2 separate regions of the Homo sapiens genome follow, and region 1 is linked to region 2. Evidence: read pairs that join two places in POLR2A ChIA-PET (ENCODE). Cell type or tissue: PC-3. All regions are shown on one strand. Links, peaks and the distances in the headings refer to the core of each region. The heading gives the core; the rest is flanking DNA.

The links. ChIA-PET counts read pairs that join two places held together with the same protein. Peaks named below come from ENCODE experiments on the same cell type or tissue, not always from the same donor. Only the 100,000 strongest peaks of a DNase experiment are listed, where the experiment ranks them.
Region 1: POLR2A ChIA-PET joins it to region 2 with 5 read pairs; 4 of 35 experiments call an interaction of 5 or more read pairs at or near these places.

The regions. Positions count from the first base shown.
Region 1 is chr12:53,819,819-53,835,171 of GRCh38, reverse strand. All of the region lies in intron 1 of LOC105378250 (a long non-coding RNA gene), which reads right to left. Among named protein-coding and RNA genes, the nearest start is that of CISTR, 76 kb to the right of the region's middle. In PC-3, for the core only: no CTCF peak of the experiment used is centred there; a DNase peak (open chromatin) is centred at 9,561; H3K27ac peaks cover 3,171 bases.
Region 2 is chr12:53,927,871-53,943,223 of GRCh38, reverse strand. It overlaps HOXC13 (homeobox C13), which reads right to left and starts at 4,393. Exons shown (of 2, transcript NM_017410.3): 1 at 3,582-4,393. The coding sequence starts at 4,317. It overlaps HOXC13-AS (HOXC13 antisense RNA), which reads left to right and starts at 3,581. Exons shown (of 3, transcript NR_047507.1): 1 at 3,581-3,753; 2 at 5,867-6,059; 3 at 6,855-7,896. RefSeq lists an enhancer at 14,384-15,221. In PC-3, for the core only: no CTCF peak of the experiment used is centred there; a DNase peak (open chromatin) is centred at 4,573; H3K4me3 peaks cover 3,002 bases.

The sequences.
Region 1 (15,353 bases), core at 7,471-11,470, 110 kb after region 2:
TACAGGACACCCATGCCCAAATATTTCATGGGACATACACTAAAAATTACTTGTTTATCTGAAATTCAAATTTAACTAGCACCCTGTATTCTTATTTCCTAAATCTGTCAGCATTTAAAGCAAGCAACTCTTAAGCCTTAAAGCAAGGCAAATGGCCTGAGTAAAAGCTCAAAAGAATAGGAAAACAAGGCTTGTGGGGAGGATGAAAATTATGTTTACCGGGTTGGTGCAGAGAGTTCCAGAGTGGGAAGTCAAAAAATAGGAAGATGGGCTGGGCACAGTGGCACATGCCTGTAATCCCAGTTACTCAGGAGGCTGAGGCAGGAGAATCACTTGAACTCGGGAGGCGGAGGTTGCAGTGAGCCAAGATTGCACTGCTGCACTCCAGCCTGGGCAACAGAGAAAGACTCTGTCTCAAATAAAAAATAAAAATAAAAAATAAATAAAAAATTTAAAAAAGCATAGGAAGATGAGGTTGGCCATAGTCAGCTGCTAGAAAGGTCTTCCAGAATGGACAGTTTAGACTTGATGGGCAATAGAAATGCTTTGATTCTAAGTTGTAAACTTAGGGAAGAGAACAATCATGGTTTCATATGACCATAGAATTTAGAATTACTTTAGTTTATAACAATATCATGCCTTTTATTAGTATAGTACTCTATAGTTCGCAAAGCACTTTCACATGTGTTATTTAATTGGAGCCTCAGGTACCTTGCATGGTAGGCAAAATGGATGCTTTCTGCCTCAGTTGACTCTGCTTCCACTTAGCCTATGAGCTGGTCTCCATCCTTCCCTTGACTACCAACATCCTGAAAGGCACTATCCTGCCCCTACTCCCAACTCTACCACTCTACTGAAACTGGTGTCACAAGGTCACCAGTGACGTATCCAAGGCTTCTTTTCATTCTTCATTCCACTTTCCCTCTCTTTGGCATTTAACATTGTTGACAAGCTACTCTATCTGTAATGCTGTTCATCTCTTGTTCTCCTACTTCCCGGATCAGTTTTTCTCAGTCTCTTTCACTCTTCTTTTGTTCTATTCTCCTTCCCTTAAAGTGGGCATGCCCAAGTTTCCATCTTTGGTCTTGTCCTTGGGTGCTTTCATCCATTCTATTGTCAAGCCCTGAATGTGTGCTAATGATTCCCAAATTTACATCTCTCCTGGCTTTCTAGATTAGAATTTTAAATTGCCTCCTAGACATTTCTATGCATGATTCCCATTCCAGTTCATCCTCCTACTACCAATAGATCTAGCCATCTTATCCACTTGATGAACACCATTACTTACTGGATAAGGTCCAATTCCTCAGCCAGATTTGTCAGTAGTCACACAGTTATGGCAAAATCTTGTCTAGATCAGGAGGTTGGCAAACTTTCTCTATAAAGGACCAGACAGTAAGTATTTTAGGCTTTGCAAGCAGCATTCAGTCTCTGTTGTATATTTCTCTTTGTTGTTGCTGTTATTGTTTAATACAACCCTTTTAAAAATGTTACAACCATTCTTAGCTTGAGGGTTGTATAAAAACAAGCTTGGGCTTTAGTTTGCCAACCCCTGGTCTAGGGTCAGGCCTCCTGATTCCCAACCTTGTTCTCTTTTCCTTGCTTGAGGAAGTTAGAAATTTATATTTACACAGTATTGACAGCTTTAAAAATTTTCTTTCATGTACATTATTTTACTTGTTCTTGCTTCTTTGAATCTCCATAAGATTCTGTACCTATCACATAGAACATATTCCAGTTCGTAACTGTTTACTCTACTAGGCTATTCTTTTTTTTTTCTTTCTGCCTTTATACAGTTAGCATCTTTACTAACCTGCTAGAACTGTTGTAACAAAGTATCACAAATTAAGTGGCTTAAGCAAGAGAAATTTATTGTCTCTCCATTCTGGAGGCTGGAAGTCCAAGACCACAGTGTCAGGAGGGTTGATTCCTTCTGAGGGCTGTGAGGGAAAACCCGTCCCGTGCCTCTCCCCTAGCTTCTGGTGCTCTGCTGGGAATCTTTGGTGTTCCTTGGCTTGTAAACACATTACCTGGGCCCTTGCCTTCATCTTCACATGCCATTTTCCCTGTCTTAAAAAAATGTTACATCTCATTCATTTTTGTACATTCCATAGCAACTAGACCAATGTGTTATTCATAATAGGTACTTTAAAATTTAAAACCTAGTTGTTTTGTTTTGCTTTTTTTAACTTCAATGGGAGAAATGAGGAAGGGTCTGAAGATTAAACACTCACTCAGGTGGCTAGTGCTAGCTGGACAGGTAATGACACTGCTCTTGATTGTAAGGATAGCCGTGGGACAAGAAGAAATGGAAAGGAGGAGAGAAACCCCACAATACCAAGCTCTGTACTTCCCCCACTGGGAGTTCCTTCTCTCTAAGAGTTGAACTGCCTAAAGTTTTTCCAAGAGAAAACCCAAGCTGTCTGGGAGCTATGACTGCCCCCAGGGGTCTTAACAGCTTCTCTTGAGTACCAGAGCCCTAGACCTGATTGGAATGGAATCAGAGAATCTTAAAGTGAGAAAGGACCTTAGAGATGCAGCTTCCCATCAGAATGGTTGTGGTCAACTCCAAGTTTTCTGGGCTAACGTGGGAGGGCTGTGACACAGTTCTTGTCAAGTCAGTTTTTAAAAAATGAAAATTATTTATTTGGGACTTTTTAATGTAGGCTTTTTTTTAATGTTCCAAAAATGTGCATCTACCTTCAGAATTGTCTTAGAAATTATGTCTCATAAGTACACCTTGCTGGGGAATAAAGGAGAAGGCAGTCTTGATTAGGAAAAGACATTGAATGAGAGTTGACTCCATTATTCCTGCAGCTCACCTGAGACCTGGGGGTTAGGATAAAATAATTTCATTGTAATATCAGGGCCTCAAATATACTTGTTAGTAAATGTATTAATCTACTCTTTTCATGGAGCTTTGCCCTCATATGTCTTCCTACCTTCTCTTACTAACTCTGCATTTGGAAGGAGCAAAGAATTCCAGACATTTGAGCTTGGGAATTCCAGAGGCACAGCTAATCAATGGTCTATCACGGGAGCCTTGAAGTGAGGACACCTTCACCCTAAATACCTAGGGCTAATTCAATTAGTGGCCTCAATGGAATAAAAGTAGGGGAGACTCCCCCAGTGGCCATCAACCAGTAGACATGATCAGGGCCTGCAGTATGAGCTGGGCTCAAAGCCATTAAGACTAGAGCCGCCCTCCCTTTGCTTAGGATCAGTTCTTTGCACCAAAGACATTCATTCAAAATAACTGGCCAGTGGCCATAGTGTAAATGGCCTTGTATACCATGACACCATAGGTGTCAGTTTCTTCTTTTAAACAAATGTCATATCAAGTCAGGAAATAACTCTGATAGCTAATGACAACAGGAGTCAGAAAATGGTTGGTACAAAGAGCTTGCAAACACACTACAGAGCCTCACTGAGCAAGATGTACTCATGGACGGAGAGCATTGGCATCACTTGGAGGCTTACTAAACATGCAGAATTTTCAGACCCCACTATAGAGTCACTGAATCAGAATATGCACTTTAACAAGGCTTCAGCTGATTTGCATGCTTATTAATATTTCAATGCATTAATGAAGAGGATAAGGGTTTACTAGTTAACAGCTGTGTGACCTTGAGCAAGTTATTTGACTTCTTCATAGCTCAGTTTCCTGATCTATAAAGCGGGAATGATAATAGTATCTCCTCATCCAATTGCTGTAAGACCTTAGTTAACACATGAAAGGCTTAGAACAATGCCTGGCACTGGTAGGCATTCAGTGACTACTAGCCATTATTAATATTATCTTTGATGCACTCCTTTATGGTGAAAAGACAGACCTCGAAGTGATAAGTGGGGAGAATATATGTTTGTGTGTGTGTGGTGGAATGGAGAGAAGGGCACTGACAACAGGAGGAATTTTTTTTTTTTTTTGAGACGGAGTCTCGCTCTATCACCAAGCTGGAGTGCAGTGGCGCAATCTCAGCTCACTGCAACCTCTGCCTCCCGGGTTCAAGCAATTCTTCTGCCTCAGCCTCCCAGGTACCTGGGACTACAGGCACATGCCACCATGCCCAGCTAATTTTTGTATTTTTAGTAGAGATGGGGTTTCACCATGTTGGCCAGGATGGTCTCGATCTCTTGACCTCGTGATCCACCCACCTCGGCCTCCCAACGTGCTGGGATTACAGGTGTGGGCCACCGTGCCTGGCCTACTTCTTTAATTAATAATGACTCAATTGTGGGAGCATTCAGCCAAGCTTGGGGTACCCAGAGCTCCAGGACAAGTGACTGGTCATTCATATCATAGATTTATCAACATGTACCATTGGCAGGCCCTCTGCTGGTACTAGAGATATTGTGGTAAACAAGACAGACAAGGCCACAGCCCAGAAGTTAGAGAAGATCTGTAAGGTCCATTAACACTAAAGGAAGTCAGGCCTATCAGCATTATGTTGTTGTGCTTCATTTAGACAAACTAATCGTGGGGCCTTGGAAATTTGGTTTGGCTCTCTCCACAGAGTTTATTAACCTGATAGTTGCTCCAATTCTCTTTCCTTCCACTTCTCATAGGCAGCCAGCTAGAGCAGCTCTGCAGCTCAGTTGGCTGGATCAACTGTGGAGCTGAATGCGATGACCAAGAGCTGGCTATTTTAGAAGCTGAACCCTCAGCTTCACTTTGAGATGGGAAGATCCAGTGGGCCTGTTGTCCACACAGTCCTAGTTTTGGGGAATTGCCTTTCTAAAATGCAGGTCCTATCTTGTTACTCCTCTGTTTAAAAACCTCTAATGGTATACAAGGCCATTTACACTCTAGCCCCAAACTATTTGGCAGTCTCATTACAAATTACCACCCCTCCCTAGCATGCACTCCATATCCTAACTACAAGAGTGGCTGAAAACTGGAGCTCTACTCAGAACTGGGATTCAAACCTAAGCTCTGTTGCTTACTGTATATGTGAAACAGGGCAAGTTACTCAACCTAAGTCTCTGTTTTTGCATATGTTAAATAGTAATAACAAAACAATAATAAAAATAGCTTATTCATATCAGGCACTGTTCTAAGCACTTTGCATCTATTGATCACTTAATTTTCACTACAGAGCAACTACATAGCATTGTTGTGAAGATTAAGTGAATCAACACATGCAAGTTCCTAGAACAGTGTATGATATGAATATGAGCTATTTTTATCATTTTTTAATTATTATTAATATTAACAAAAACAAATAGCCTTTATCATGCCTCCATACCTTTAGTAATATAGTTCCTTCTCCCTGGACATGCTAACTCCCTTCTCTGTGCTGCAAACTCCTAGTGTTCCTCCAAAAGATCCAGCTTTTCAGGCTTCTGTACCCAGAATAAGTCACCTCTTCTATGCATATACTCATAGCACTCTAAATACTCTATACCACACTTATTCTAGTGCACTGAAAATAATGTTTGCAAGCTTACAAACACTTTCCACCACTAGACTGTGAACATCTCAGCAGTAAAAATCCTATCTGGTTTACTCTATATCACTAGGGCTGACTCTAACATATGGAACACAGCAGGTACTAAATGAGTGCTTGTTGAGTTAATAAACGGAGGTCTGACTGAATGAGTAAATGCTTTCAGGAAAGGCCCTAGAACGGAGTTCCAGAGAAAAGCAGGCTTGGGGAGTGAAACAGTCTAGGTATCTTCTGCCCTGCATCTCCCACCTCCTCAGCAGCAAAGCCAGCCACCAGCACATGCTCCCCACCTTCACTAGGCCTGACTGCACCTCCCCACCAAGAACACCCCCCAGTACCCCCTCTTGCTATAGACACTCCACTCACTTCTGCCTCTGGCAGTGACAGAAATGAAGAGGATTACATCATTTGTTACAACAAAATGGTTATTATAGTAATAAGTATAATTAGCATCAGACAATTACAATAATAACACATTTCCTGCTGCAAAGGTACTTTTTTAACAAACAGGTTTATTTAATGCCCCCTACACTCCCCCCTTAAGAAAAAACAACTCTTTTCACGAAGAGCAGAGGCCTCTTTCATTCTGAGATGCTATCTTAATGAAGGAACATTATTGACAAACCCCATAAAATGGGAGCAGATTCCCTTGGAGTAAAATCTCTCTTCCTCTCCCTCTGGTTTCTCTGGGGAAAAGAAAACCTGTGTCTCTCTTTCGAGGGATTAGGAGAACTGGTTGAAGGATAGACAAGATAGGGCCAGGGAGAGGCAAAAAGAAAAATTTTCTTAGACAGCTAGAGCTTAATATCAGTTGTTAACTGTCTCTCATCCTTTCTTCCTGGGTTGGACACACCAGGAAGAGAAAACAAGGCATTCATTCATAGTGGTGAATGAGTGTCTTAGGTATTTTTCCAAGCTGTAAGGGAGCAAGAAGTGCTTAGAGTGAGATGGCACAAAGATCTAGCAGGAGGTCGAAAATGAAAATAAATGAAAAAATAAAGAGGGCACAATCTTACGTCACACAGACATACCTGCATTAGATGCATACACATGCTCATACTCAATCTTTTTAGTTATCTCCTGCTTCTTCCAAAAAATAATTAGGAAGAGATTACAGTGATGACATTTAATAGAGGATTTAAAAATTAGATAGGTAGCCAGGCGCGGTTGCTCACGCCTATAATCCCAGCACTTTGGGAGGCCAAGGCGGGTGGATCATGAGGTCAGGAGTTTGAAAACAGCCTGGCCAACACAGTGAAGCCCCGTTTCTACTGAAAATACAAAAACTTAGCCGAGTGTGGTGGCAGGTGCCTGTAATCCCAGCTACTTGGGAGGCTGAGGCAGGAGAATCTCTTGAACCTGGGAGGCGGAGGTTGCAGTGAGCCAAGATCGTGCCATTGCACTCTAGCCCAGGCGACAGTGCAAGACTCCATCTCAAAAAAAAAAAAAAAAATTAGATAGGTGAGGATATCAGTATACACTTAAGCATTTAATGAACTTGATGGCATATACATAAGGGCATGTGTACCTTCCAAGCATATTTATAGACTTAGGCACACCCCACATACATACATAGGAATATACCCTGCACATAGTAGGCTCTCAATAAACACTTTTTGAATTCAGGAAACAATCCCACCCCTAAATACAAAGAAATATAAAAATAAGTAGTTCAAAAAGATGCAACCTAAGATACAGACATATAAATACATATAAACATTCGCACATAAATATGAATGTGAATATAATATTAATACATGCCTCAAATATATAAACTAGACCACTATCCATATGCACATGTAGTGTACACACCATTTTACACACATACATAAAATTAAACCTCACTTTTTTTTTACCACAGACACAGCCTAGGTAGACATATAAGCACTTTGCAGACCCATATATACATATAAAACATGGTCACATTTTCACATACATGTCCAAGCGCACACTTACATAAAAACACATTCATACACATAGGTGCATATAGACCCAACACACACACACACACACACACACATACACACACACAATATATATATATATAAATCAAACCAGAATAGCTATAAAGATAAGCATCTCTGCTCATAGTTCTTATCTTCTCTTAGTGACAGTGCTCATAGGCATGGATTTAATCTAGAGCTCTAGCCCATCACACACAATGCAAGAAGAGGCAAGAGGTTTGGGCCACCCACTAGGGAACCTGTCTGTCTCCAAGGCCATCCACATATGCACATGTCTTTTGTAAGCACCCTGGAGCCTTGACCTCACCACAGATGACTGGGAATGAAATATGCACTGACCCACCTTCCTAGGTGCTCCAGGTCAAGCTCCTTTACCTTTATTGACTCCCAGGATCTGGGTTATTCCATCACAATTCCCAGATGAACTTTCTTCAACTCTCTTTGAATTATCAACCAAGTAGTTTGCCCCATAAACCAGGGATACCCCACCTCTCCACACCCACTCCTGTCAGCAGAGAGTATGCTCTCTTCTCTTGATACCAATGCTCCTCTTCCAAGCAGCCTTCTCAGATCTTTCCCTTAAGACATTCAGCTGCATATGGAACAACCATATTTTCTTTCCACAAATATCTTTCCTTTCTTGTAAAATGCATTTACTCCAGCTCTCTTTAGTCACAGATTGGTTTAAAGCTTTATTGTATTATTTGTATATCCTTTACTGGTATGTCAAGATATCCACCTAAGATTTTGTTTCTGGTTCTTAGGAGATTGGGCCTACCTGTGGATGCCTTTGTACAGAACTAGAAGAGGACTGAAGGATAATTTAATTCAGCCTTCTCATTTTCCAGGTAAAGAAATGGAGGTCCATAGAGGAGAAGTGATTTTTCCAGAGTCACAAAACTGAGTGTCAAAGAGGGATGCAAGTTCAGGTTCCTGTCTCTTAATTCAATATTCCTGCTACTACATCAGCATTTCTCAAACTGAATTTAATGGAATGCTAATGTCCCAAGAACGAATAAGAGGTTTTCCTTTAAAAGTGGCTTCCATGGTCTAATAATTTGGAAAATATTGCAAATGATGTCTCCCTCTTGAGATTTCAAATGAATATTAATATGTTAAAGGTTCTGAGAAGCCCTGCTGCTTAAGATTTTAATTTTGTCTCATTCACTGTCTCCTAAAATGACCTGATTCAATGCTTTTTCAAGAAACCCTTATTAACATTAGGTGAAACCTCAGTGCTTTGAGGATTACACAGTTTAGGAAACAGCACTCCCTTAAACACAACAAGGAGGAGGGGCTGAGTTGGGTTCCTTCTTTTTAAAAATCATTGAGAAGGAATAAGCTGAGCACACATACACGCGCAAGAGGCTGCCTCCTCTTCTGTGAGGGAAAATGGGGAGCAGGGCTTGATGAAATCCCAAGAGTAAAAATGATCCACCAAAGGCTTAATGAAAGGAGATGGTTTGGGTTCAGAACTAAGTTCTTCCAATGGTGGTAAGGGAGAGAAAATGTATTGTTATTCTTACAAGATGTCTGGAAAAGGGTACTTCAAACCTTTTAGTTAAAAGATGGAAGCATTGGGCTGGGCGCAATGGCTCACACCTGTATTCCCAGCACTTTGGGAGGCCAAGGGGGGCAATCACCTGAGGTCAGGAGTTCAAGACCAGCCTGGCCAACATGGCAAAACCCCGTCTCTACTAAAAACAAAAATTAACCAGGCATGGTGGCGCACACCTGTAGTCCCACCTATTTGGGAGGCTGAGGCAGGAGAATCACTGGAACCCAGGAGGTGGAGGTTACAGTGAGCCGAGATCGCACCATTGCACTCCAGCCTGGTTGACAGAGCGAGACTCTGTCTCAAATAAATAAATAAATAAATAAGTAAATAAATAAATAAAGATGGAAGCATCAGCATTCTCCATAGCAAAAATCAGTAAGCTCCCATCCTAAGAGAGGAGAGCCTCACATATAGCAGGTGTTCAATAAATATTTGTCAAATGAATGAATCAGTGAAGCAAGCTGATTTGCCTCAAGCAATGGAGAGGGCCCAAGTCAAATGAATTGGAAGTCACTGCTAGTCTTCTGCACCTCCAGGGAGGGTTAACGTTCTATGGGAAGAAAGAGTAGGAATATATGACCAGAGAGCCCTAACCTTTGGCTCTCTAATTTTCCACAGGGCCTGAGGGATTTTTCTGGCAAACCCCAGCAATGGACCTGAGTATAGTTGGTGGAGGGAATGAGTCAGGTTGAGCTGTTTGTTTGTTCTCCAGGGCAGGGTCATGCAAGAGTCAATAAACACACTGGAGCCTCTTTGACTGGAGCTTGGAGCAAGAGATCGGCTTGTTTGTTCTAGAGAATTTGAACTTGGGTCAAAATGGCTCTCAAGGCCTCCCTTCCCCGAGGTAGAGGCCTCCAGGCAGCAACTGAGGTTATCCATTGGGCAGCCAGGTGCTCTACCTAACAATGCATTACACATAGGAAGGTCCCTCCACCAAGCTAGTTTTTTATTTTATAACCTGCAGTGGACACACCAATCTGCCACCTACTAGTTATGGGATGTCTTATTATTTAATACAGGCCACAAAATTGGTAATAGCATCAAGATCAGGCAAGGGCATAACCAAGTTGGTTCATAGGGTTACAGAATCCCAGGACTGGAAATAACCATAAGAAGGAATTTCAAATAGGTGCCAACTGCCTCTAAATGGGATCAGCATTCCCACTACCCCTAAGTTGACAGTCTTCTTTTCTTTCCTGAAATGCAGAGGTCATTTGAACTTTCTCAGACTATCCCAGGTCTAGCTCTAGTCAGGCAGCAGTATAAGCTCCCCGTGTGTGTTCTGAGGGGCCTTCCCCTTAAGAAGTTCCTCATCTAAGTAAATTGACAGAACACAAATATCTAAAAAATGACTTCAGAGGCCGGGCACAGTGGCTCACACCTGTAATCCCAGCACTTTCAGCGGCCAAGACAGGCGGATCACCTGAGGTGGGGAATTCTAGACCAGCCTGAACAACATGGAGAAACCTCGTCTCTACTAAAAATACAAAATTAGCCGGGCATGGTGGTGCATGCCTGTAATCCCAGCTACTCAGGAGACTGAGGCAGGAGAATTGCTTGAACCTGGGAGGAGGAGGTTGCGGTGAGCCGAGATTGCACCATTGCACTCCAGCCTGGGCAACAAGAGTGAAACTCTGTCTCAAAAAAAAAAAAAAAAGACTTCAAAATGCTTATTAAGCAATAAAGCAGCAGCAAGTATAAACCAACAATGGGGCTGAAAAGATGCAGAGTCAAGAAATATTCCAAGTAAGAAGGGGTTATTTTGGGAAGGTTTCCTGCAAGAGGGAGTGTGGAATTGGGTTGGAGAGGAAGCAAGGAGCAGAAGGGAGAGAAAAGTAAAGGCAATCCAGCCTGAGGAGGGGGAGTGCTTACAGGAGGTTTCAGAGGCAGAAAACGTGTGGCATGGACAGGAGGCCAGGGAGGAGCTCAGTTTGCCGAAAATAGACAACAGGAAGGGACAGAAAAGAACCGAGGGGAAGGCGGTTAAGGGGAGCCTTGCAAGTGAGGCTAGAGTTTGTGATGCGCAGTAGCACAGTGCAGTTTCAAAAGTGTGAGTCAAGAGACACGGGTTTCAGCCCTGGATCTGCCACCACCTCATGTACCATAAATCTCAGTCTCCTCATCTGTAAAATAAGGACATTGTATGAGAAGATTAATAAGGTCCCTTGCAGTTCCAAAGCTGCAATGCTGAGGTACAAGAGACAATAAGGACTACCACGGCGGGTCCTCAACAAATCCATTTAATATTTTTTCCCTTATACAAGACAAGTCTAAGTTCCCTTTATCCCTGAGACTGAATTACAACTTGAGCATATTTACTACGTCAAAGATTAATCCTCTAAACCCAGCAAGCTCGCTGGTTGAGCAGCAAGGAAATATCTCTATAAAAAGAATAGACTCTATAAATTATTGGTCACTTACCTAGAGTTGTTACTAAATTATTTTAAAAGGATATATATTCTGCTCCTACACTCTCACTTCTGTCTCTCTCAGACTAATTGCTTCCTGAACTAGGAAGGGTGTCCAAACAGAGACCTAGGAAGTTTGATATATTCCGGATCCTTCAACTGCTGGGATTCCAGATGATAAATAAACTGCGCAGCGGAATTTGTATCAACCTATTCACAGACTTGAAAGGAGTAAGAGGGTAAGTCATTGAAATTATCCTCCTTTTTCCTCTTCCACATTCTGAGCAGCATAACATTTCAACTGGCTTTAATTGAGATAGTGTCAGCTTCTACCCCAGCCTTTAGCATATTGTATTCTCTGTCCACCACTCTAAATAAGAGCTAGCGTAGTGACTGGCACATAGTACTTAGCGTGTGACCATTCTGTGCATGAATGCATAGATTGAGAAATCACAATCTAACTGAGAAGGTCTTCCTAGTGGCTAGCCTTAGTCTGATGCTGTCACAACCACTCTCCCCTGCTGCTGGCTGGGCCCATAAATGACATCTCCCTGCACCAGAGTTAGGTGTCTACTGCTTTATCCCAGTACCCTAGGCACTCCTCTGTCACAGCTCTTCTCATGCTCTATTGTAAATTCTGGTTTACTTCTTTATCTTCCCACCAACCTGAAAGCACCTAAAAGGTAAAGACCTTATCTTCTTCATTTTTGCATCCCTTGTCCAGAATAGTAGCAATAAAAATAAGGCAATTTGTTGAATAAATCAATGAAGCACAACAAGTCATCCTTTCTGTGTTTTGAACAAAGAAAGACTTTTAGAAGAATATCAAAGATCAATTTCTATGATATACATATCCTCATCACATTGTGTCTACTTAGCCACAGAGGATTACAGGCTGGGTGTGGTGGCTCATGCCTATAACTCCAGAACTTCGGGGGGCCAAAGCTGGAAGATCACTTGAGCCAAGGAGTTTGAGACCAGCCTGGGTAATACAGTAAGACCTTGTCTCTACTAAAAATAAAAAAAAAATTTAAATTATCCAGGAAGCTAGGTATGGTGGCTTGCACCTGTAATCCCAGCACTTTGGGAGGCCGAGGCAGGCGGATCACCTGAGGTCAGGAGTTCGAGACCAGCCTGGGCAACATGGCGAAACCCCATCTCCACTAAAAATACAAAAATTAGCCGGGCATGGTGGTGTGCACCTGTAATCCCAGCTACTTGGGAGGTTGAGGCAGGAGAATTGCTTGAACCAGGGAGGCAGAGGTTGCAGTGAGCTGAGATCCTGCCATTTCACTCCAGCCTGGGCAACAGAGTGAGGCTCAGTATTAAAAAAAAAAATTATCCAGGCATTTTGGTGTGCACCTATAGTCCCAGCTACTTGGGAGGCTGAGGTAGGAGGATCACTTGAACCCAGGAGTCCAGGTTGCAGTGAGCTATGATCACACCACTGTGCTCCAGTCTGGGTGATAGAATGAGACCTGTCTGAAAAAAGGAGAAGGAAGAGGAGGAGGAGAAAGAAGAAGAAGAAGAAGAAGAAGCAGCGGAGGAAGAAGAAGAGGGAGGAGGAGGAGGGAGAAGAAGGAGGAGGAGGAGGAGGTTATAGAAGCAATAATATGCATATTTTAACTCTTCAAACATGCTTCAGAAAAACAAAAGTTATCTACACAGATCAAATTATCTAGCTAATTGTTCACCTCTAGCAACTTGGAAAATATGAATTCGGGGTCTAAAGTGTGCTATGAGAGGTGTGGAATAAAGCAAAAAGTGCAAACACAGGCCTTGCTTCCAGGAACTCCTGGACTGAAACACACATCAGTAAGATTAACACAAGAAAGTTGAAGACCATTAATGCTATACCATTAGCCAAAGAAAGACATCAGACAAGATAAGGCTCAGAGGTACTTGGCTTGGGAAAGAACAGAGTTTGCTGATCATTAACATTTTGACACACTTATTGGCCCATGAGAGTTGCTTAGGTATCATAAGGAAACAGCACATTGCTGGAAGGATGAGAAAAAGACAATCTAGTAGTTTGAGGATCTAGTAGTTTGAGGATCTAGTAATTGAAATCAAGGCCTGAAGTGCAATTTGGAACAATGTTCAGCATTATAGGGGAAGAGGAAATAGACCAAAAAGTTATTGAACAGGAGTGGAACAAGCAGAGTAGTAGTAAAATAGGAGATCTCCGGCCTGATTTGTAGGGTGTCATGAAGTTCTTATAAAGCTGGAGGTGTACCGTAGGGGATCATTAGGAGAGAGTGACAGTAATATGAGCTAATTAATCAACTGGAAAACTAAAATGGCAAGACTCTAGATGATTCATAATGAGATCTATGCTCCTAAGATGGTCAACATCTCAAAATCACCTTCCTCTACCCAAAGGCTATTTCCATTGCTTGAGCCCAGGAACTCGAGGCTGCAGTGAGCTATGATCACGTCACTGCATTTCAGGCTGAGTGGCAGAGTGAGACCCTGTCTCTAAAAAGAAAAAAAAAAGTCATTTACTCTATCTAAGAATGACCTCCTCCTTTTCAGCTCCTTATTTGCCTCCTCCAGGAAGCCTTCCATAACTAAAATGCCTTTTCCCACACACAGATATTTAGAGCTTAGCCAGGCCATGTACTACTCATTGATTTCTTGACCTTTTGTCACTCACTGTATGCCTCTAGAGACTACAGCCTGTCTCATCTCAGTGGAAGGGCTCCTAGAATAGAAACAGTCTTATCCTCCTTTGTGAATTTTGCTCCCAGAAGTTGTTCATATTAGGAAAGCAAAGACTGCCTAGAGAAGACAGCCATCAGATGGCTCCATTCCCCACATCACAGAATCTGAAATGGGCTCTTCTCTCACCCTGGAGTTATGGAGCAGGAGTTATGGCTCTCCCTGTAAAAAGTCATTATAATTATGAAAAATGTCTACAGCTCTTTCCACCATTTAGGCAAAGCCTCTGGCTGTCCCGATGAGCAGAGATTTAAGATCCTGTTCTCCATAAAGATGGCTAGATAGCCCAAGAGATAGATGTGTTAACGCCTAATTGGTCAGTGTTGAGTCATCAAATCTGATTCAGAGAGCAGGATTGGACAGTCCTGCCAGATAAGGGAGGGCAGGAAACAGCCAGGGAGGAGAGTGGCAAAGGATTATTGCAGTCAGTCCTTTCTACCCTGGCTCCCCCTACACTTTCACGGTTCCTTTGCATAGAATTTCCAAGAACAGTAGATTCCAGTCTTTCTCAACAGTAGCCTCATTTGACTCCCCAGTAAGGCAGTGCTTCCTTTAGTCTAATCCTAACCCTTCATGTTTACAGTCCCAGTTGTTTCTCTTCTGGCCTCAGGAAAGGTCACTATTCTCCTGTTCTTGAGCTTGCAATACTTTAAATTCATTGATCAGCAGTTTCTTTTCTCCCTGTTTCCTCTCTCTCCCTCCTCCATTCCTGACCTTTCTCTTCTCCATATAAATCACTACTTTCTTACTGATACCCTTTTATCAAAGCCATGTGACTTTTAAAAAACACTTTTCTAGACCTCTAGCAATTGTAGTAAATAGCACATAATTCAGAGTGGGTAAAATTATCTAAATAACAGGCACTTTTATTTTATTATCTAAATAACAGGCACCTTTTTTTTTGTTTTTGTTTTTGTTTTGTTTGTTTTTGTTTTTTTGGGTTTTTTTGAGATGAAGTCTTGCTCTGTTGCCAGGCTGGAGTACAATGGCGCCATCTCGGCTCACTGCAACCTCCACCTCCCAGGTTCATGCGATTCCCCCGCCTCAGCCTCCTGAGTAGCTGGGACTACAGGTACACGCCACCATGCCTGGCTAGTTTTTTGCATTTTAGTAAAGATAGGGTTGTGCCATAACAGGCACTTTTGGCAGCAAACAATGCAGAGCTATAGACCAAACCCCAGGGACCTGTAGACTGGGACGATAATAACTGATCCAGCGTAGATGTGAGTGAAGATGGCACTGTCCAAATTTGTGG
Region 2 (15,353 bases), core at 2,082-6,081:
ATTTTGTTAAACTCATTTTACAAGATTAGGAATCTGAGGCTCAGAGTGGGTAAAATAACTTAAGTGGCAGAACCAGATTTTAAAGCCAGACTTTCTGACTCTTAAAATGATACAGTAAGTTTTAAAATGGAAATAGGCCAGCTAATACAATCCAGCTTTAAAACACCTCCTTTTCCCTGGAGAAGAATACAGTAGGGTAAAGGTGGGTTTTTGTTTCTGAATTAGCCAGATAATTGTCCCTAATTTTTTACTTTACTCTCTTTAAACTCTCACAATTACCTATCCAATTTTGGTTTCCTAAATTCTAGCTCTAAATTTCCAATGAGATTTAATCAACCCTAAAAAAAATCAGTTTAAAAAGTAGACAACTGGTTTAAACTGGTTATTTTTCTCTATAGGATGCCAAGGATTGATTTAGCCAATTTGTCCTGGATCAGACCAACTGCAGGTTGGTTTGGCCTCCTGGGGAAATAACTCCAGTCTTGCCTTCTCAAAGAAGCCCCCTTTCTTTGTCTGCTGCCTTATCTGGAAAGGAAATGGTATGTAGAGATGAAGAAACATCTGGTAGCTTGGACCTGGAGATGTGCGTACACTGCCTAAAGTGAGTGGGGGCTTAGTTATTAATCTTACAATCACCCCTTCCCTAGTCTCCCTCCAGATCACATACACGAATGACTTCATGCCTGGAAACCTAATAGACACCTTTGAGGAGTAAATAAAAATCATCTCAATGCTCAGCCATGGCTTTCTTTTTGGGCTTCGGGGCCCCTCTGTTCAGCTCCCCACAGCCCACCCACCCTTGACCACCCGCCCCCCCACAGGCAAGCTCTGGGCTCTGAAGAGTGCCTTGTCCAGCTAGAAATCCAGCTTGCTACTCTTCCCAACCCAAATCCAAAGGCTTGTCAGTAAAGACTTCTAGTGTGGTCCAAATAGCCCACTGTTTCTTTCTCCCTCTTTCTCTCTCCTAAACCCCATCTCTCTTTTTCTCCCTTTCTGATTCTCTCCTGGAATTTCTGCTTCTCTCTCTCTCTCAAAAAAAAAAAAAAAAAAAAAAAAAAAAAAAAAAAAAGTCTACACTCACCGTAGGGAGAAAAAAAAAAAAACCAGAGCAATAAAGCAAGAGTCTGTATAATTGGGAGAAGGAAGAAGCCACGACACATCTTGGCCCTAATTATCTGGATCTTGCTGAACAATTGCCTCCATCTCCCACACCAGCCCAGACTACCACAGATGAGGATTCTCAGAGCCAGAGGCACTGTAGAGAGACAGCAGTGTTTATGCCTACATGTTGCCGAACAAACCACAATTGCACAGACAGAGTTATCTTGAAATCTCACTACTTCTAAAAGATCTCTGAGTGGGTAGAAAGATGGAGAGTGTCTGAAGATAATTTCTTATTCGTCTGCCTCTTGTCTGTACCTCTGCACTCACTGAGATACATCAGCCCAATTCTATTTCCACACGGGGATTGTGGGAGCACATAGCTGCTGAGGCATGCTAGGTTTTATATCCATTTCCATGCCATAATTTGCAAGTGTATTAAATCTCAATTGGGATATACTTTTTTTATTTCAAAGATATTTTTCTCTAGGAGGCTGTGATCAAAAAAGTATTTATTTTTAGTGGAGTTTTGTTTTGTTTTGTTTTGTTTTGTTTTGTGTCCTAGGAATCTTTGAGATGTTTATTTTGCTCAAAGATATTTCTCAGCTTCTCTCCAATCCTTCACCCCTACTCCACACCACATTCATACATAGAACAGCTCCTTCTCTTCTACCTCTTCACACTAAACCCATTGCACATTGCTCTGGGCCTGTGCCCCCAATCCACAGTGGGTTTGGTGGGCACCTGATCCCTTACCCCTTAGCCCCTTGGCATAGCCCATTGGCTTCCCTGCCCCAGGAATTCCTGCTGGACCCCAATCTCCTAAGAAGCTTTGTGTTTTGGTGAGATAGAGAATTAAAGGGCCATCTCTCTAAAATACATTGCTGTATTATGAACATGTGAATTGTCTTTCTAGAAATCTATTATTGTATATTTCATATTAGGTAGTTAATAAAAGAAATCATATTATATAAAAATATTACAGCCAATACAGGGTAGGTGATGCATAATACCATGTACTAAAATTGCACCATCCTTAATTCTGGCAATCAGAAGTCAGGGTGCCTAGTGTAGGTCATACCCTGGTATTGAGTTGTGTTATACTAAGTAATTTCATAATATTCACAAGAATGTTATTTGCTACACTCTCTAATATCACTCAGTATTTTTTTTTAAACCACCTACCTCTTCTTCCAATTCCGTATGCAGAGGAATTTCAGGCCCACCCTTAGGAGGTCTTTGGGTCTATGCTTTCCAAGGAAAACATCCCTGAGCTTGGCACGTGGAGCTGGTCGGGGAGCTGGGCACTGTCGGGAGACATCTGTGGCTGCCCTGGGCCCCCCACCCCCAAAGACCTCTGTAGGTATCAGAAGGGAGAACGCTCTCCCACTGAGCTCTGCTTACAGGGAGAACAGACTCAAATGCTGGACTCCCTAGACCGGAATCCTGATTTCTCAGCACAAGGCAGGATCCAAAGCTCTTGGTGTGGTTTTGGGAAACCTGGGACTGGTCTTGTCCGCAAGGAGAGCGGTGGGATTTACAGGAGCCTTTCTCTCTTCAACTGGAGACGGAACAAGAGGGGAATGAATTCTCCCTTCCCATCCTTAGCCAGACAAGACCAAGGGGTCCCCAGCCTGGGTCTGGACTCCAGAAGCCCCTGAACAGGTCTTGAACAGGTCTTCCTCTCCCATTTCTCATCCCCACGCCCTTCTTTCTGTGTCTGGGGCACCAATAACTAACTCTCTTTCTCGACCACATATGGGGGAGTTGGCAGTGGAAATGTCTATAGGTTTGAGCTCAATATACCAAAGAGGCAAGGAAAACTTTACAATGCTGGGGAGGGATTCTAGCCTCCTCTCCACTCCCTCTCCAGAGATTTTGGATCTTCTGTTCCCTCAACAATCAGGAAATTCGTGGCCAGATTTTTAAAATAAGTCAGGAAAGGAAAAAAATAAATCTCACATTTCTGTAGACCCCAGCAAATTAGTCCCCTATTTAAAAAATACTGTCTAGTGCCTGAACGATCCTGCGAATTCTGTCAAAGAAAGTGGGGGTTCTTATTCTCCGCCCTCCCCAGTTATTCGGTGGGTTGGGGGTTTTGTCCTGGATTCCAAGGCACTATAGGCCCACCCCGCCCCCATCCCTTGCCGGAAGCAGGTTTAGGGGCCAAGAGCCCGGCGGGAGGCTGGAGCCTGCAAGGGGAGGCGGAGGCGAGCTACCGGACAGAGCAGAGCCGGCGGCCCGGCTTTCGGGCGCCTGTGATTGCTTCATTCTCGGCCGGGCAGCTACAGAGAACGTGTCGGAGCAGATTTCTTCCCCGGCGCATTCCTCAGTGCAGCTCGCCCGGCCGGCTCCATAGGCAGCCCAGCCGAGCGGGCGCGCCGGGGCCAGACGGCGGGGGTGGTTGGGGCGCGGAGCCCCGGGGCAGGCAGGGCGGGGAGGGGTCCCCGGCGGCGGCGGCGCTCGGGTCCCTTCCTTACCTGGGAAGGGAGACTTCCAGAGGTGGGCGGACTGCGACTGCTCCTTGGAGCAGTACACCTGACTGTCCCAGCCATTGGAGAGAGCCCAGTGCTGGTAGCCTTCGACGGGGATGAGGGCGTCGTGACGCGGCTCCGGGTGCCCGCTGATCCCGGGCACCACCGACACGTCCAGGTAGCCGGGCATCGCCTGGTAGGAGCTGGCGAAGCTGGGGTAGAAGGCGAACTCCTTGGCCCTAGAGGACAGGTCGTCACCGGGCAGGGCGCCCGACGGCTCCGGGTATTTATCGCCCGGGTGGTAGGCGCAAGGCTTCTGCTGCAGGTTCACGTTGTGCGACAGGCGGCAGCCGTAGTAGCTGCCCCCGAAGGGGTAGCCGTAGCCCAGGGTGGCGCTGGACGAGGTGGGGGGTGCGGGCGGCGGGGCACACTGGCGCGCCGCCTCCGGGGCCGGGATGTCCGTATAGACGGCGCCCTGAGGGGCGCCCAGGGGAGCCGGCGGGCGGCCCAGCACGGGGTGCGGAAGCAGGTCGCGGCAGTGGCTGGCCGGGCAGCTGCTGCCCAGACCATCCATGCTCGGGGCTTTGCCGGGGCTCGCTCCGCTGCAGCCACCCCCCGCTCCGCCCGTGCCGCCGCCTCCTCCTCCGCCGCCGCCGCCGATGCCGCTCTCCGCCGCGCTGTCCTCATAGACGTACATAAGGCTCTCCGGCCAGCGTGGATGCAGGAGCAGCGAAGTCGTCATGACATGATCTGCTGGAGCTTTTTAAAAACTCCACTTGCCAGAGGCAGCGAGCTAGGGAGACACCTCGCTCCTGTTTCCCCTCCCCCCATCCCTCCCCTCTTTTCTCTCCACCCCTCCCCTCCTCCTAGTGCTTCCACCTCCCTCCCTACATTCCCTCTACGCATGCGGAGACACTTCATTAAGAAATCCGCCGGCTCCCGCTCTCCACCTCTCAGCACCCCTCCCGCGCCCACGTGACCCGCTCTGCGCACGTGATGCCCCGGCCAGGTCTCCTGGGGTTCCCTCCCCTCGAGGTGGGGCGGGGCGAAAGGGAAAAAGTCTGTGCTGATTGGATCTCAGGTAGGCCAAAGGAGGCGGGAGCTGGGAGATTTAAAGGGACAGGGAGACGCCCCCGGCAGGCCCCAGGGAGGGAGAGGGAGGGGGGGGAGGCTGAATTTGGCCGACGCAAAGGGGTGTAGGGAGGAGAGCGCTGTAACTGGGCGCCTCCGCCTAGGCATAGGATGTGCACCGGAGAGACAGACCCCCTACCGCCAAGCCGATCACTGTGACTGCTGAAGTCTCTGGATTGGGGCTTGAAGCTAAGGGTGGGGAAGAAACCAGGTTTTAAAAAATAATAAATGAAGATAATAGAAAACAGTCAGGAGCGCTCTGGCCCTGGCAGCTCGCCTCCGCTCGCGGCTGGAAAGAACCCGATGCTGCGTAGCGAGCCTTTGATGCCGGGATTGTGTTTCCATTTCCTACCTTCAGCCACATTCCCCAAAACTCTAGATGTCTGAAAAGGACACTCTGCTTTACCTCGCTGGATTTTTCTCAAGCGGAGAGGGGTGTGACAACCCCCAAATACAGAATTCATCACCTGGGGCAGGGGATCGAGAGGCAATGGAATATACTCGGCAATAAATGGAGAAAGAATAAAACGAGGGAAATAAAAGCAATAGAATAGACTGATATTTCAATATGTAATAGAAATAAAAAATCTCAGAGTGAGGTTTTTCAAAGAAATGCGGGTGGTGGGGGCGCAAGATTCAGCCTGGGAAAGCTAAAAGCCCTGGATGCGAAGGAGAGCGCGCTTTCTATAGGTATACAAAAGAAAACGTGGAAAATGGGGGAGATTCAGTGCTACACCTTTGGAGGGACCTCTCTCTGGCGCCACTCTGGGGGACCCTGCAGAACCCACCTCTGCCCTCAGGGGCCTGGGTTAAGCCACATGACACAGTCCCCAGTTTGAATACCCGCAATGGAGCTCCCACGGCTTTCTTAGGTCACCCTCTTTTAGTGAGGAATAGTTTCATGATCTAAAACTGCCCCCTATTTCAAAGAAAAAATTAACACCAACTTACTGATTCTTCAAAAGCTCTCCCTTCTTTCCTCCCAATCTCCCAACTTGTCAGGAGCCTCAATAGAGTCACCCCTTTCTAAGGGAGCATCTCCGTGGAATTGAGTCAAGTTCCCTTTCAGCACAGGACCTCCCTGAGAAATCGTAATGAAGAGAGAAAAATAAGAGGGGAAAGGGGCTGCAGCGTTTCCTTCTTTCCTCCCTCTGCCACAGGTTTTAAATGCTGAGTGCTCGTGTGCAGCCAGCGCACAGACCATGGCCACAGAGCAGCGCCTCGCTCAGCCAGACCTACTGCACCCCTCAAGTGGAGAGCAAATGGACAGGTCTGCAGAAACCCCTTCGGGCCACCTCCCTCCTCTTTGTGGGGAGAAGGTGGTGTTTGACGGTTGAGAGCACCCGGACATCGGTGAGTTAGGATAGTAATTCTTATCTGCGTGATCTTCATCCAGAAGGGTCAGCTCAGAGTTCAGAAAGCAGGCTGCGGGCTGGGCTGGCATTAGGAGGAAAAATACAACAGAAAGAGAGTTAAGACATAAGGAGACCAGCTCGAGTGTGCATTGAGGGCAATGAGGGAGGGGCGGGGAGAGATGAGCCCAGTGGAAGATAGGGTCTTGCTGGGAGCCGGCTCTGCTAGGAAACTGCTTATCCTGCTGCTGGAGTCCAAGGTCAAGGTAAAACGAGGAGAGCAAACAGGGCCTGGCCAAGTCTAGACTGGGTTGTATGACGTTGGCCCCCTTGCCTAAGGCCTGGCTGGTGGGGGTGGGTGGGTGGAGACGCCTGCCTTTTTCCAGCCGCGGGTAGTAGAAGTGGAACCCAGATCCTGGCCTCCCCTTCTGTGAAGTGCTGCTCCCAGGTGGAAGTAGTGGGGCGCTGTGGACAGGGTTCTGCAGGGCTGCCAGGAGAAACAAAGGGCCTGAAACGCCCACCCCATTCTTGGGGCTCCCTCCCCGGTCAGGCCCAACGCCGGACCCGTTTTCCGCGGGCCAGGACTCAAAGACACGTCCCCAGCCTTTGGGAGTAGGAACCAGAATGGCGGGAGTGGGAACCAGAACGGCGTGAAGGATCTGGGTGCAGGGCGGCCAAGCAATAAATAAAATTAATAGTATGGTCTTTTCCAGGTTTATATGAGGGCATTAACTATTCCTATTGCAATGAGATATAGATTTAATTAATCCGGCAACTTTACAATTCCATTTATTAGGAGCACTATGCGGCCAAAATTTAGTGGCGAGAAGAAAGAAAGGGAACCATAGTCCTCTTCCTCAAGAAGACCAGCCGAAGTTGTAGGCCCCTAAAGCGACTTGGAGGAGTGGGAAGGCTGGAGGGGAAAGTTTGGGCTAAGGGCGCTAAAGGCGGCTGGGGAAGTCCGCTTGCTCTGAACAATTCCCTCTTCTTTTGCTTGGTTCCCCAAGACCTTTCGCGCCTGCAAACGCAGTCTCCAAGTCTGGGGCGAGCCGGGATCGGGAAGGGAGGCGCCGAGGCAAGAGCCTGCAGGAGGGCGGTGGAAAGTAAAGCCTTGCTGGTTAATTAACTTTAAGCCTGGGGTGGTTTCTTCCCCCTCCCCCGAAAAAAAAATGTGGATCTCGCTGAGACACAAGTAAAATCAAATTAAACACTCCAGGAGAATATGCACCACTAGAAACGTAGTAATTACATCTCCAAGGCGATCTCGCCCTAGAAAGCCTTTCCAGGGCCTGGCGCTGAAACCCTCGGCTGCGGTGCTCACCCGGGCGCGCCCCGCCGGCCTTCGGGGATGAGGCAGTGAGGTTTGACTGTGGATGAAGTTTAGAGAAAATCCAGCTGCTGGTATGCGGAGAAAGACGGAGCATTTAATTATACGAAAGGAAAATGGAAAACGGCTCCTCAGCCTCGTCGGGAAGCCCCGGCTCTGCTCTCGGCTGCTTTTTCAAAGGGACTTCTACAACCGCGGAGCGGCAGAAGCCACTCTGCCCTCAGCTACAGCTCATGAACCAAGCTCTCGGCTAAGTTCAACTCTGAAATGTTTTCTTTTAAATGATCCAACACAGAAAGGAGATATTTAATATGCTTTTTCACGGGAAGCGTCTGTGTATGTGCGTGTGCGCGTGCGCTTGCGTGCCTGTGAGTTTAGGGATGGGTGCAGGCTGCCTGCACCGTTTCAGCACACGGCCTTGTGGACACAGCCCAAATGAGTTCCTAAAGATACCCAGCTCTCTGCCTAAATCCTCTGTATGCAAATAAAGGTCTCTGCTTGTCTGTCTGTATACACTTTTAATTTACATGTTCTTCCTACGCTACTTACAAAGACATCCCCCAGGAAAATATAGAAAAATGAAGAAGCAGATGTCTGTGTCTTTTTGAAGTCGAGGGGTGGAATTCATGCCCCACTGTATCTAAGACGAAGTCAGAGGTGTAACTTAGCAACATTTGCAAGCGGAGGGTGCAAGCCTGATGCACACATTTGAGGGCTGGGTGTAGCTTCAATGCTAGGCTAGGGAAAAGGATGAAAGAAATGGCGTTTCTGTGTCCCTTATTCAATGCCCAGATTTTCTCCTCTGAAAATTAGGTGTCAGATGATTTCTCTCCCTGCAGCCCTTTTCTCTGTTTCCTCCATATGGGCGGGGGGCGGGGGGGAGCTTAAAGCGCTGAAGCTCCTGCTCCCCCAACCCGCTTTTAATGGGAGAAATTCCAGTTTTAAAAAAGGTGGGGGTGGGTTGAGGCTGTAGGAGAACAAAGAGCCTCACCACCATGGGGTCTGGATTCTGGCCCAGACTTGGGGCCTTATAGGGCAGGCAAAGGGTTTGGGGGCCCTTTCCTGTCCAAGGTTCAGGCTGCCGATGGAAGAGGAGATTTGTGGAGGATAGAGGAAGACAGGGCCTGAGCTAGCCAAGAAAGGGATGTTTGAGAGAGGCCACTTATAGGAAGGGATTGGGGGTTCAGAAAGGGCATATGAGGGGGTATACCCTTGAGGGTGTGTCAGTGTGGGAAGACCCTCCCACATGCTTGGAGAAAATTCCTGATGGGCTGCAGAGGGTGATATTGGTAGAGAAGGAAAGAAAACTGGCTGATCCTGCAGCTCCCTGGACCTGCCCAATACCCTCCCCTCCTTTTTCCGTTCCCTCCACTTCTCTGGGCTCCAGGAGGTCCCTTCGTCCCTGCAGCCATGGACCCTGCAGACATGGATGCCTCCTCCCAGGCTCCTGGATCCCTCTGGAACCTGCTCTACTTTGATCTCTCTACTCCCACAGCCCAGCCTCTGAAAATGGCAACTAGGCCTCTTCTACTAGCTTGGGAACTCACCTCCTGGACAGCAGCTGCCATCCTGGCATCTTCCACCTTTAGTGTTCTCCCTCCCTAGGCCCCCAGCTTGAGGGAAGATGGGACCAGGGTAGCTGAAGCATCACTTTGCTCCTTGTTTCAGAGTTTTCCGCTCTTAAACCCAAACTTGCCTACCTCCAGGCCCCACTTATTTTCCTGTGATAGATATCAGGGAAATCCATTCCTCTCTGCTGCCTAGTTAGGACTTGCAGTGCTGGCTAAGGTTTGGGGTCACCCGGAAGACCTTTTCCTCTCTGGCTCTGCAGGGATCCATACAGGGGGTCCAAGTTTAGGCTATCACAAATCTTCTCCTGGTTTCTCCTCCAGGATGCCCCCAGCTGCAGACTCTGCTTGGTGGTGTACTGGGTTTGGTCGGGGGACGTCAAGTGGCCCCTTCCATGGAGAACTGTCAGAATGCCTCCTCTGGAGGCTTCTGGAGTCCCTAACCCCAGTCCTCTTTCTTTCACAGCTTCCCCGCGCTCCTAGCCCTGCCAAGCTCATCACAGAGCCCCTTCCCCAACCTTCCTCATCCCCTCCTTCCTCAGCCCTTTTCTAGCCCTTACCCCATCCACCCCCTTTTCTTTTTGGGCAATATCTCAGTCTGTCACTTGGCCCCCTCCCTACTCTTACCTTTCATTGACAAAAGAAGTTCAGGGAATAAACACAGAGTTAAGAAATTAACAAAGTATCTCCTCCCGCCTTCTGGCTTCACTACATCCCCTACCCCCACCCTGTCCTCTACTGGGGGAAAAGGCCTCCTGTCCCCTTCCCTTCCCACTAAACACCCTTCCCCTTTTAGGAAGCCCTTCAGAAACAGACAAGTAAAATCTCTCTCGGTTTTAGGGCCTGTCTGAGAGGGAAGTCCAAGTTCATTTTCAAATTAGACAAGAGAGCTGAGGGGGGATGGGGAAGAGGTGGAGGAGTATTTGCTGGGGGCTGAATTTGGCTTCCTCGTACAGACCTAACAAAAGCCCCTTTTGGTCAGAAAGCCAACAAACCGAATGCCTGGAAAAGGTATTTATCACTTTCGATCATTACCTTCACCTTTTAAAGTTTAGGCTTGAGGCTCCTAGAAGGGAGGCAGACCAGCCAATCTTTTTTTCCTTCTTTTAAAAGATTTCCAGTTACTTTAAAAACAGATATGGAAAATAACATTTTTCTTAGGGCAGGGAGGGGATGGGCCTCAATACGGCATTCTTCTGGGTCAAAGTGCACTGGTTAACCTGTCCCAAAGAATGACCAAATACAAAAGGCATAGCTGAAGGGCCGAGCATTTCACCTCTTATGAGGTGAGGGGCCTCCTTAGTCCCACCATGGTGTGGGAACTGGAATTTGGTGGGGTCCTAAAAGGGAGATAATGGAAGGAATATATATATATATTTCATCACAGGAAAGAGGAAAAATTATATCCTAGATGGATCACAGCCTAGCTCTCTCCATGACCAGACACCTCAGCAGTTGCAGCCAAAGCACATTCTAATATGAAAATCACTGAGCAGAACACAAGAAATTAAAGGATTTTCAAAAGATGCCTCATCAAAAGAAAGAAAATTTAACCCCTCCACTTCCAAAAGAGAGGGAAGAGAGACCCAAGGCTCAACTAAAGGGGGAAAGAAACACCTTTTTGCTAAAATGACTAACCTTGACTGGGATCTATGGAACAAAAAGGTAGAAGGGAGCTTGTATATTTGGGTATCTGGGACAAGATTCTTGCTGGTAGTAATTAATTAAATCATCCTAAACATATATAATTTGGTACAGTTTTGGTGACTGGAGGGAAACTATCACTCTGATATCCTTGGGGTTGGGGAGTGTTAAACTTTCCCTCCCTCACTGCCTCCTCCCTCTCATCCAAATTTCCCCCCTTCAGGGAGTATTTAGAGGCACTTTTTAAATCTTAGCCGTCGTGTTGCCTTGTACATGCAGCAAAGCTGATGAAGTCTAAGGAACTAGAAAGGAGAATGGGGGCATTCATTTTTCCTTTTCCAAAATATTGGAATTATGTATCACCTGCATAGTCAGAAAAAAATTTAACTCAGATCAGAGGAAATATCTTTCAAGGCAAAGAGACCACCCCAGACACCTCAAATTTGATAGTCTTTAGCATTTCCGCGGAACATGATTGCTAAGTCCTGGTTTTTGGACAGTGCACATGCTGTGGAACATGTGTTAAAACAAGTATGCATTGTGCTTGTGTAGTATGGAGACATTTGTGGGTGTTGTAACAGGGGTGCTGGTTGGGGCAGGCTGGTGAGGTGGACCTGAAAAGGAAGAAAACATTGTTAGACTGTGAGCTTGGGAAAGACCCAACTGCTCTATTCAAAGGCAGTCATCTCTCCTTAGGCTTAACCACTATAAGCAAATAGCTGGGAAAGAAGAACATCCTCAAGTTTGCAGAGCTGCATTTCTTAAAGCCCAAAAAGAGGGGACCTTGTGCAATTCTTCTCCTACTCCAAGGCCTTGGGAGAATAGTCTGCTATAGCCTGTATTTGTGATTTAAAGCACTTGTAGCTCTCTTTTCAGTGCTTGGCTTATTAATGAATTTCCCTCCAAAGAAGAAATACAGATTTATTCCTCTTATCTATTATAGACTTATTTCTAGACAAGAAAGTATGTAATACATGTTTTGTTTGGTGTTATAGGAACTTCAGATAAATATTAACATAAGAAATGTGTCCTCAGATACCCATATCCATATAATTAGGATTACCTTATTATCCATATAACAATCTTACAATTTTTAAAAAATAATATATTCTTTGAATATGACAACATAGTTATGTTTAATGAAAAAGCTTAAAGGCTTTAATTGTGTTTATGCTCATGCTGAGATGGGGGGAGGCTTGACCAACGTATAGTTCTGTGGGTAAAGATGTGTATTAGTACAGATGCTTTGTTAATGCATTTCCATTCATGTTGTTTTCTAATGCAGTCAGCCATTAAACGGAAATGGTATGTAGGTATATGTAAGTGCAGAGATGCTTTTTAGAGTTGTATTTTTAATAGATAATAAAAACACCATGTCTAAGAGAATAAAAACACCATGTCTTTGCTGTTGCTCCCAGACAATTCTCTGGGAGAATTTTTCTCTTAGGCATCATTTAGCGGCATTGTGCTCCTGAAGCCAACTTGCCGTCTCGCCAAACTTGGCAGGACGGGGGCGTTGGCTCTGTTCTTTCAGCGCAATTTTCTTCCACGGATTTTGGGATTCGGGTCGTTTCCGGCGCCTGGATGGCGATTCCGCTCAGCCTGAGGAGTCACCGCCGCCTGGCTCCGCCAGGAACTCGGCGCCAGCATCTAACTCCTTCTCTTCCTTTTCCTGTGGATTTCTCCCACGACAGAGAGTTCCTTAGTTTATTTTAATATGCTGGTTTTAAAATTTTACATATAGTAATTGTTTAGTATTTTATTTCACTAACCCAGACCAAGTTTCTTGGCGAAAGCCCTTCCCCACAAGACAATAAATGGCCGACCGGAGAGCGGCAGGATGAGTGCCCGCACTAGGAAGCGCCCGCGACACTACCTGGCGCCAGAGCAGGTCCAGTGGGGCAGGCATAGTCACACACGCAATCCTGACTGATGCCCTGTGTGCACGTTATGTGCACCTATTGCTGAGCACACAGGTGGGTACATTTATTTGTGGGGGTAGGAGAGACTCAAGTAAGTTCCTGGAGAGCTCTGAGTGTGTGGGTAGACAGCGGACTCACCCTAGGGCCTGGGCATTCATGAGCATGCTTGTGTGAACCAAGAATCAGCCTTCCCTTTCTTCTCCCCTCACAGGTCCCTGTGGAAAGGGGTCCTCCCAAATGGGGAAACAAAGGAATAAAAAGACTATTTTCTGTGGTTTATGCCCAGTTTTGGGGTAGGAAAGTGTGACAAAGATAATCATACACCTATAAAGATTTGTCAAAGAAGGTTGAGTGAATCTCGGGCTCAAAAAGAAATGTGGGGAAGTAGGAGGTGGTGGGCAAGGGCTGGGAACCAAAGGGAAAGAAACCATGATAATAGACTTCTGAAAAGCTGGTTAATCTTAGCTGGAATAACGGCAAAGGAAGAAAGCAAACTATTCAGCTCTCAGGAATCTTATTATTAATTTTGATGTGGCTGTGTATTTGTTGTCATTTGCTGAATATAATACATATGAAATGGCATGGTTATGTCTTATACAGAAGCCTACAATGACAACATGCACTCACAGTTGGTCATGTTTCAAATCTACTTCTAAACTTGGTGCACTGGGGTCTACAAATTTCCTATTTTAAGTCTTATCTTTAAAATGCTCTGTACTTTAAGTAGTAGGGGCAAGGTCATAAACAGTGGTGAATTTTTCCTTCCAAATATTACCAATAAGAAAAGCGGATTCACTACCTTTCAAAGTTTAGCCTCACCCTCACCCTTGAAAAAAGTTTCCCAAATGTGGTTAATCCTGGGAAGAAGAAAGCCCAACCAACCCTCTCCCCGTCAAACATGACTGCTCCTTGATCCTTGATGACTTGATCCTTCAGGATGTCTAGCTCTGAGTTCAGCCTTTAGGAAAGTGAGTTCTTTGCAAGGTCCGGAGACACCCACTGCAGTCTCCTGGCTTCTCTGGGCTCACTCCTCAGGCTGTGAAGCCAACAGGGGATCTCAGATGCTCTGCCAGTACACCTGGAAGACAAATCTGAATTTGCAGTTTCAAGTCGAGTTTCCACCTGAAGGCTATGTGGGTGATGCCCCAACTTCACTTTGCAAGTGCATATTCAGCTTAAAAACTATGTGGAGGAGACTGGTCCTACCCAGCTATGATCTTCTTGGAAAAAAACAAAGAACAAACAAACAAAATGGAGCCCAAATATTCTTTCTGCCAAGAAATAAAATTTTTCATAGACACAAGTAGAAACCCATGTTTGTTCCCTCTTCTCTCTCTCTCATGTATATACACACATATATACACACACACATATATGCATTTTGGTGACTTGATCTAACTCTACATTTTATCACAACAGATACAATATCTTCCAGGAAATAATGCCCAGGAAGGCAACTCTATCTTTCTACACAAGGAAAAATGCACAGAAGACCCATTTCACCATCTTGGAGCGCTGTTCTCTATTAGATTTTCCTTGTTTCTCTCTCTTTTTACTGTCCAGCGATGATGAGTCTCCACAAACAATCAGAATTTGCATTTTCCTGAATTATTCAAATAATCGAAAGGTGAGTGACGGGAGGAGGACTTATCTGAATTATTCGATAATTAAGCTTTCAGGATTTTTATTTTATTTTATTTTATTTTTTATAATGCAGGATTAGCGTTATTCCCTATCCCCAACCTCAGGGAGAACCTTGAGGCTGTAAACCCGCCTCACACAGTGGAGCCTGGAGAATGGGGTCCATGCTATTTGAACAGGGAACATGTTTGTAATAACTTCAAAATCTACCTTGGTTACAAATACCTAGGACAGTAAGGAACATCCCCACCCGCCGCACCTCCCTCTCCAACATTTCTTCAACCTTTACTTGGTAGCTTCAGCATCAAGTATCAAAATCTGTGGGGGAGAGTACTCTTTCTCCATGTCGAAAGGCACCTCTTCTTGCACTCCCTGACCTAGCCAGCTCTAACCTGCGGGCTTATTCTGGGGGAGCTTCAGAGGAAAAGCCGGGGATGAGGGTCTTAATCTCGCTCTAGATCTTTACTTGCAGAGAGATGAGTTACATTGTTTAATTTTCTTCTCTACCTGGGCCGTTCAAAGAGCTCAGGAATATTGTCTTGTCTAATTCCCCGGAGGCTTCGTATTCTGCCCCTGCAAACTGACGACCTCCTCCAGCAGAAATCAGGCGGAGGGAATGGCAGGAGCTGCGTGGGGGAGTTCTTGGCGGAGGACTTGTCTTCTCCTTCCCACCCCACAGCTGCGTAGGCTCGACTGGCGCGTGGGGGCTCCCGACTTGGAGGGGTGTGGGCAGTGGTATTCAGGGCTTTTTCTCCGTCCCGCCCTGCAGGGATCTGGAGTCCAGTGCCTCCAGGAAACCTTCCCTAGGTTTCAGGGGGCGGGGAGAGCATGCCAGTCTGGGAGGCAGCCCCAGACGGTTTGCACAGTCCAGAGACGGAAGTCCCCACGCTCCCAGCCTGGGACGGGGAGACCCTTATTTTCTCAACTTGAACCAAACGAAATCGGCAGCAGTCACGAACCTCAGCTCCCAGACCGGGTGGCGCCTGCCTGTCCACGTCTTTGTTTTTTTTTTTTTTGTTTGTTTGTTTTTTTTTTTTTTTGAAGGGGATACATTTAAAGGAAAAAAAAATCAATCCGAGAGAAACTTACACTTTCAAACATTCACAGCGGAACTTGTATGTGTTGGCGCCGCACTAGGGCCAGGCATCCGCCCAGCGCTCCCCGCCTTCCCCAGGAGTTGGGTCCCGCACCAA